Linked DNA regions of Homo sapiens: region 2 is linked to region 1. Evidence: chromatin loops called from intact Hi-C (ENCODE). Cell type or tissue: Calu3. All regions are shown on one strand. Each heading gives the region's core, and the rest is flanking DNA. Links, peaks and the distances in the headings are about the cores only. Region 1 overlaps SV2C (synaptic vesicle glycoprotein 2C). Region 2 has its middle 17 kb from the start of IQGAP2.

The links. Peaks named below come from ENCODE experiments on the same cell type or tissue, not always from the same donor. Only the 100,000 strongest peaks of a DNase experiment are listed, where the experiment ranks them.
Region 2: a loop joins it to region 1, with 2.8 times the contacts of the local background. A loop is called at or near these places in 1 of 110 quality-filtered maps.

What each region holds. Positions count from the first base shown.
Region 1 is chr5:76,268,207-76,272,601 of GRCh38, forward strand. All of the region lies in intron 4 of SV2C (synaptic vesicle glycoprotein 2C), which reads left to right. Among named protein-coding and RNA genes, the nearest start is that of SV2C-AS2, 41 kb to the right of the region's middle. RefSeq lists enhancers at 2,194-2,695, 2,696-3,195. In Calu3, for the core only: no CTCF peak of the experiment used is centred there; a DNase peak (open chromatin) is centred at 2,185.
Region 2 is chr5:76,384,464-76,388,858 of GRCh38, forward strand. No RefSeq gene overlaps it. Among named protein-coding and RNA genes, the nearest start is that of IQGAP2, 17 kb to the right of the region's middle. In Calu3, for the core only: no CTCF peak of the experiment used is centred there; a DNase peak (open chromatin) is centred at 2,108.

The DNA of each region.
Region 1 (4,395 bases), core at 287-4,286:
TGGGCAGATTCTGGAAAAGGTGGGAGGGGGAAGGGAAAGTGCAGCTGCAGTGAAGCAAGTTTTCTTATTGAGAGGTGAGTTGTGATGGTGGATGAGGGCTGAGAGACAATGAATACTGGTGATACTGGATTCACGGGGCTCGATGATGCATGAGAACTGAGCGTGGAGTCCAGGAGGCAGGAGCTTCGAGAGACCTGAAGAGAACACTGATTCCCAGCATTCTCACTGCAGGTCTTGTGGAACCCAGTGTGGGCCCGTCCCGCTGCATGGCTGCAGCTTTATTGGTGTAAACTTGTAGGGACATGTGGTTAGTGCCAGGTGCTTTTATTAAGGATGCTGTTTCCCTATTCCTGAGGACTCACGGGAATTTTGAGAACCAACTTCTCCCATTTTTATGAGACAAGAACGCAAACGCTTTAGGAAATATATGGTTATTACTTTTCTGTGGTAATAACCATTTATAAGCTGTGGGTGTTTTCAGAAAGTATTTGATGGAGAATGCTACACTCTTACTAAAACCCCAAGGGGAACATCACTTCTTTACTCTTTTTACTCTTTCATTGTGTGTCACCTTTACTTGTCAACTTCAGGGTACATAAAGTTGCTTCCAGGTGCATAAAAAGAGTATGGGAAACCCCTATAGTTTAACTTTATAACAAAAAAGTATATTCAAAAGAGCTTATAATTGCATAGCAAAAACTAACACAAAAACAAAACACATTCATGCAGGAATAAAAAGGGGTCTCCTAAAAGTCGGTTTTCACACCTCTGTTAGAAAACGAAGTTTCGAAGTATCCTCAAGCTTTTGGTCTATTACCTGTGAGTACCTCACCTATGACATGGATGGACACTGTGACTAGTTCACAGCAAGATTTCTCCTCCTAGGCACTGTTGACATTTTAGGCTGGATACTTCTTGTTTGAAGGTGGTGAGCCTGTCCTGTGTATTATAAGATGTTTAGTAGCATCCATGGCCTCTACCTACAAAATGCCAGTAGTAACCCTTCTTCCCAAGGTCATAACAATTAAAAATGTCTCCAGGCTTTACCAAATGTCTCCTGGGGTATAGTTCTCAGATGTATAAAATAAAAATACAGGACCCTTAGTTACGTTTGAATTCCAAATAATGGACAAACTTTTTAGTAGAAGTATGTCCCAAATATTGCATTGGACATACTTACACTAAAAACGAATTTTTATCAGATGTAACTGCTGGCCTGTATTTTATTTGATTGCCCTACCTGGGCAGCCAACAAGATCGTTGATGTACGAAACAGGATGCGTGTGAGGTGCCTGGCACATGGTGGGTGCATTATAAATATTCAAGGTATCTGCTGCGTACCTTTGAATCCACTTTACCCGTGTCCCTGCTGTAGTCTGCAATTGGTACTCGAGCCTGCCTATCCTTTGCCAAAACTGTCATGAGAGTGGGTGTGAGGAGATAGAAAGCCCACATTTGAATCTGCAAGTTCTGGGAACTAGCATTCTGGTCAAAGCTGGTTTTACATCCACCTCTGCCAGAGGGAGCATCAATCTGCCTATGCTCGAGCACTTTGTCACTGTGGTCTCCCTGAGTCATTAGATCATTTCTGGTAAGTAGCATTCAGAGAAGTGATAGTGAATGAAAAACTGCTGCATTAGTCCCAGACTCAGTCACTCTGCATTTGATTTTTCCAGCAGCATAGCCCTAGAAAACCGTTCACTGGGATGCAGCAGGACCAATCATTTCCACATTCAGTTGCAGCTAGGAACTTATTTCTGAGCCAAGATGAATGACCCAAATAGCCTTTCCAGAGAGCAGAGGTGAAATTTAACTCTGGGTAGTTGCCTGACATTTTGAGACAAAGGAGAAAGGGGATGGGGAATGAAGAAAAATAGCATTTGAATGTCTCCTGCAGGGTCATAAATCTGGATGGGCAAAAGTGGATTGCATCTCTGCCAACAATTTAATTAATTTGGGCTTCTTTTAATCTCTATGATTCATATAACCTGAAGGAAACATGCTTTAAAGCTGTATTGTAGGAAGAGCCTCCTTTGAGTTACATATCAGTATATTAACTCTTGGATGTTTTATTTTTCCAGAAGGAAGTCTAAGTTGTGTGTGGGGGAAGTACTAGGTTTGTTCACAAAAAAATGCATTCATTGCTTTGGGGGAAAGCCCCGTTCCTGTCTGACTGTAGTGAGATGAATCATTAGAAGTGTAATCACAGCCCAGGGGAGGAAAAACAAGAGTAAAGGATTCTGATGGCTCCCAGCAAAGCCTGAGAGTGGGCTGGAGATTTGCATTTGCTTATTCTTGCTGGTGAGCCTTTGCTGATCATCTCCAACTTATAAAAAGTTGCAAGTCTATGGGAAACTGTTTTGAAACAAGGTAATACAAAATGGCAGCTATGACACTACAGAATAGCTTGGGGACATATCTAGCTGGGATGTGTATTGCGTTGGGGCAGGATGTATATTGTGTTGGGGCTCAAACGAGCAGATGCGAAGCCTTTTATGGCTTTGCTACTCAACAGAAAGGTGTTTCATTTTTTAATCCCTATGATTTATTTATTTATTTATTTTTATTATTTTTTTTTTTGAGACAGGGTCTCACTCTGTCACCCAGGGTAGGGTGCAGTGGTGCGATCTCAGCTCACTGCAGTCTCTGCCTCCCGGGTTAAAACACTTCTCCTGCCTCAGCCTCCCTAGTAGCTGGGATTACAGGCACCAACCACTGCATCCAGCTAATTTTTGTATTTTTAGTAGAGACGGGGTTTCACCATGTTGGCCACGCTGATCTCGAACTGCTGACCTCAGGTGATCTGCCTGCCTTGGCCTCCCACAGTGCTGGTATTACCAGTGTGAGACATCACGTCTGACCTAATCGCTATGATTTTTAAAAGTGAAATTATCAGGCAAGAAGAAATGTCAAAAGGGAAAAAAAAGAAATAAAAATTAAACGATTCCATTTTGTGTCTTCAGTGGTAATTCAAGTAACCATGATTTTCTATGTTTCTTCCTCCTCAATCCCACAGTTTGGGGCTCACCAATTCCTTAACATACGCTCTGCCAAATATTAGGGTGCCAGGAAGTATATTGGCAAAGGAATATAGATGTGTCTTGATTTTATAACAGGTATATTGTTCCATTTTCAGTAACGTGATGGGCTATGTTATTGGGACTACCCACAAAAAACAACCGAAAAGAGTTTAACATGACAAATAGGAGGAAAAAATCAGTGAGTGTATAGATGATTTGAACAACACAATCAACAAACTTGACCTAATAGATGTATGTAGACACTGCACCCAATACCTGTAGGGTACACAATCTTTTGGAGCATACGTGGAGCATTTATAAAAATGGACTATATACTGTGCTATAAAGCAAGCTCCAGTGTATTTCAAAAAAACTACTAAGCATGTGTTCTTTTTTTTTTTTTTTTTTTTTTTTGTATTTTTAGTAGAGACAGGGTTTCGCCATGTTGGTCAGGCTAGTCTCGAACTCCTGACCTCCTGATCTGCCCGCCTCAGCCTCCCAAAGTGCTGGGATTACAGGCGTGAGCCATCGCGCCCGGCGTATGTGCTCTTATCACAGTGAAATTAAGCCAAGAAATCAGCTTTTTGAAAATTAGGAAACATAATAAATATGTTTCTAAAAATTCCAGAGTCACATTTTCATCCACTGTACTTGGAGGGAGAGTATGATGTCCCCTTGCTTGAGGCACAAGGACCAGAAATTAGAGCTCCCAGTCATTGTAGTTGCATGCATTTCCCCACCCATTAGAATGGAATTTCTTTGACAAAAATGACAAAACTCTAAGGGTCATTTTGGGCCTGAGTCATGAGCTAAGCAGCTGTTTCAATTGTCAAGTGTTAAATGATTTGTTCTGGATCAGAGACTATAAGGCAAGAAATGGGGCTAGGAAAAAGAAACAGGTTACAGAGGTCAACAAGTTAGCAGAGGTATACAAGTGTGCCCTTTGGGCATCAGCAACAAAGAGCACCTGGGCTGACCTCTGCTGTCTTAATGCTGGAAATATTATAGCCCGCTCTGTAATCTCTCCCCCTTGCCCCCGGGAGAAAAATCTTTCACCTAACAATGGATTCCACTAGAATTTTTGTATTGTTATCACAAAAATCTTCTAGGAATAAACAGAGAGCTTTTGTTGATCATGAGCAAGATCTTCCTGGGGCCATGTGCAAACAGCAAAAAGAAAATTTGATCTGGAAGAGAATGAGAACCATGCAGTTGTTTGGAATACTATTGTTGGGCTTTTTGGGTTTTTACGGACAGCTACTTTGAAAAGCAGATTGACTAAGTTGCTAATATGTGAAATAAGCACCACTATTTTGCTGCAAGTCCTCTATCAACTTTTGGACACTTGTCTCAGGACTAACTGCAGTTTAGAAGG
Region 2 (4,395 bases), core at 136-4,135, 120 kb after region 1:
AGGAAATGCTGCTCAAATTCACCACCAGGTTTAACCCTGCCTGCTCCAATGTAGTGGTGTGGTCAGGAAGCACTTGGCCTGTTCTGGAGAGGGAAGAACCCTCAGTAAGAGGCCCCTAAGTGCCTCAGTAGTGGCTCTCCTTCCCCCCCCCACCACCCCCCCAGCTTTTCATTAGTGTTTTCCTAGAAAATTTCTTTTACCAGTGAACAAAATTTTTTTTTAAGTTGGAGAGAGAAGGACCAAATAAAATTTTTTTAAATTAAAAAGCCTCTTAGGGCAGGTAAATGTGCACTTTTCTTTTATGCCAATTAGAATAAGTCGAATTAGAAAGCAGTTTCCACTTATTATGCCCCTCTTAGCACTTTGCTAAAAGCTTTGCCTACATTATCTCCTTTGATGTTCCCACAACCCTGTCAAGTGGGTATTACTTGACGATGATGGCACAATGGCTCAAAGGGTGCAGGAGCCTGCCCAGGGTCACATAGCTGTAAGTAGCAAAGTTGCTACTCCAGACTTCCCCTGGCAGAGAAGCATCTCCTAGAATGATGTCTTGGTGAAGGGCACGGGAAGCTTTTGACTTTCATAATCATTGGTTCTGCTGGGAAGTGTGCCTAGAAGGAATGCCTAAAAATGATGGAATCTACCTGCTTTCTTTACCAGAATTCATTCATTCACTCACTCATTCAACAATTGTAAATTGAGTGCTTCTGCTATGTGTCAGGCCTGTTCTAGATGCTGGAAATATGATATAGTCCTGTCTGTCTGGCCAGACACTGGGTTGCCATTATGCAGAGGTAAAACATTTTAAACATCAAATTCAGCAAAACCTTCCCTGATGGATCTAACTCTTTGTTGTAAAAACTCACAGCACTGCTTTTTGCCAAGAAATGTCCTTACTCCTATAACTTTCTGACCTTGTTTGGCAGAGATTTGTACTGTTATGAATCCTTTCCAAAACCCATGCCTTCTTAAACCAGTTAGGCTATGAACTCCTTTAGAGCCGAGGTTGTACACATATCAGTCACCCAACAAATACACTTTGACTTCATGAAAATAATTTTTGATACTGAATAATTTCCCTGTAGAATCAAATTGTTTACATTTGGCCAGGCACAGTGGCTCGCACCTGTAATCCTAGCACTTTGGAAGGCCGAGGCGGGTGGATCGCTTGACCTCTGGAGTTCTAGACCAGCCTGGGAAACCCAGTCTCTGCAAGAAATACAAAAATTAGCCTAGTGTGGTGGCTCATGTCTGTAATCCCAGCAACTTAAGGGGCTGAGGCGGGAGGATCACTTGAGCCCAGGAGGTGGAGGTTGCAGGTTGCAGTGAGCTGAGATTGCAACACTGCACTCCAGCCTGGGTTACAGAGTGACACCCTGTCTCAAAAAAAAAAAAAAAAAAATTTACACTTAAGCAAGTCAACCATTTGATTTTAAGCATTAAATGTATGATCTTAATTTTCCTATCATCTTTTACCCCAGGATCTAAATCTGGACTGTGAGTCCATGTGTGTAGACGGTGATAATATTTGGTGTGACTTGAAATTCAGCTCCTTGAGTCTCAGATTCCTGCAAACTGAGGGAAATAAGAAATGTTTGCCAATAACACACAAGCTTTATGGACTTTTTTTTCCAAATTCTGTTCTCTCTCTCTCTTTTCCCTCTCTTGCAGTCTCTCAGATCATAGTCAGATTTTTCTAAATTCAGACAGTATCTTCTGGGCTGTGAAGAAAAACTAGGAGACTCTGAGGAAGGTTGCTGACCTCTGCCTATCATTCCTTAAGGTTCTCAGGGTTCTTGTTTAAACACAAGTCTTGTTAAGCACTTTCTAAAACCAGACAGCTCTATAAGTTTGGAGAGAGAGAAAAGGAAAAGCTAGGAACAAAATCATCTGTCAGGCTGATGATCACAGTGCAGAATGAATATAGGGCCAGTTATGGGGAAGGGGAATGGCACAGGCAGAATTATAAGTAAACAGGTTTTCTCCCTTTCTGGGCTGCAGGATCTCATGCCAACGTCCTGGCCTTGGCTGCCCTCCAGTCTTGTTTGACCTTGGAGCTGTACCTGCAAGGCGAGGGAGGAGCCACATCTTTCCCTAAGCAATGCCTGGCACTTTGCCGGAAGGCCTGGCGCCCCATTGGCATCAGGTGGCTGTGATGCACTTCTTCGTGTGCTCCAGCCCCAGTCATGGCTGGGCTGGCCCCAGAAAGAGGCCTGTGGAAGCTCCAGGCCCTGAGGGAATTTCCTTGAGGGAAACCACTGGAGGTGGATATGGGGGTGGGAGAGCTTTCTCTTTTTCTGGAATAGCTCTGGTGAGGGGTGTAACTGCTCCACCACCCTACCACCTAACTACAGGCTCAAATATCTGGCTCACCCCACTCTCAAAAAGGCTAGCACATCTCCCAGGCTGACACAATAGGCAGATTCACCTGTACCAAAATCTCTCTCCACCAGGCCTGTCTTCCGGTCTAAAATTTGCACTACCATACGCTTTCCAGTAGGTCCAAAAAACCCCTGTGAAAATGAACAAGTGCCAACTGAGGGTATAAGATTCCAGCTCTGGCTTAACAGACCTATAAGACTGTCCAGTTTGCTGGATGCCACCTAGAAGAAATCAGGGCTTCGAGAGATAGAGCCAGACTCTGCAGAGCTAAGTCTAATAGCAGAGGTGAGTTAGGAAACCCCAAAGCACTAGTGCTCCATAGGCTTTGGGTGGGAAAAGCAAGGCAGAGACAGGCAGGGCACACAACCCTAGGCAGCAGGTCCTGGGGCTTTGACTGAACTGGGGTTTGTGTCCCATTTAAGGAGGCAGTCACTGACCACTCTCAGCCCATTCCTGTTGCATGGAATTGTGGGCCCCACTTGCCAGATTTTTGTTTTGTTTTGTTTTGTTTTTTAAGAGAAGGTGGAAACCAATTTCTTTCTTTTTTTTTTTTTTTTAGATGTTGGCAACTAATTTATTTTGAAACACTGTAGGCCTGAACAGTACAAGCTAAATGAAGTACCTGTGGGCCCCATTTGGCTTCTAGGGAATAGTAAAGGAGGATTCTGCCCAAGGCCATATCTGCTTTCAGGAGCAGCTGAACTACCACTCTTTCCAGCTCTAATGCATAACAAAACTATTTAACCAGCATGAGGCTCTTCTTCTTCTTTTTTTTTTTTTTTTTTTGAGATGGTATCTCACTCTGTTGCCCGGGCTGGAGTGCAGTAGCGTGATCTTGGCTCACTGCAACCTCCACTTCCCAGGGTTGAAGCAATTCTCCCTGTCTCAGCCTCCTGAGTAGCTGGGATTACAGGCACCTGCCACCATGCCTGGCTAATTTTTGTATTTTTAGTAGAGATGGGGTTTCACCATGTTGGCCAGGCTGGTCTCGAACTCCTGACCTCAGGTGATCCTCCTGCCTCAGCCTCCCAAAGTGCTGGGATAACAGGCGTGAGTCACTGCACCACCCGGCAGCCATCATCTTTGCATCTTATGCCTTAGTTTCTTCCCCATAAAATTAGCAGGATAGACCTAAGCCTCTGGGCTGAGGATCTCTAACAGCTTTCTACTTAGAGCACTGCCCTTGGCAGAACTCAGGAATGCCCTCTGGCAAAAGTGTGAACTGGGTGATATTAAAATTCTTTGATCTCCATTCCACGTCTGGTGACCTGATGCCCTCCAGGTGAACTGTAGATGCCCCCAAGACACTTAATTGAGTAAAAAGTTTGGTGATTTTACTAAGCGACAGCAAGGTATGTGTATAATATACATGAAAAGGTGCAGAATATTATATACAAATGAATGTCATTTGTACAAAAAACTACATAATGAATTCATACACTTTTTTTTCCCTCACCTTAAAGGTTCAGGATGTACTAGCCCACTGATTAGAGGGATCACATCCAGGACTCTCATACTGAATGCCAGTAAGTGTTTAGTGTTTGGAGCTATCTGCTCATCCTGACTTGGAAGCAAGTTTATTTATTCAGCATAAAAGGAAGTATTTGAACTCACTCACAGAGTGATTCTCTACAATATTTAAAAGCAGCAAGACTGGACAGACAACTTTTAGAACAAGACATATTTCTCTGTTGTGAATACCACCTTGATATCTTAACTAGAGAATTATAGCTATACCGGAGCTCAACAGTAAAAAGAACATAAATTTTTTTTGTTAAGATAGGTAATATTTTATATTATAAAAATGAGCCTTTTTTCTTCTCAAATTCCCTTCTATTACCTTCTTCATTCAGCTATTTCATTTTGAATCACTTTTTTTTGTGAAACTAAACATGTAAACAGTGTTTTTATGAATATTCACCACAATATTGCCTAGGTGAATAGAATAACTTTCTCCATCCCACTCCTATTATTTTGCCTAGGTTATGTAGACCCAGCTGGCCTTTTGGATTC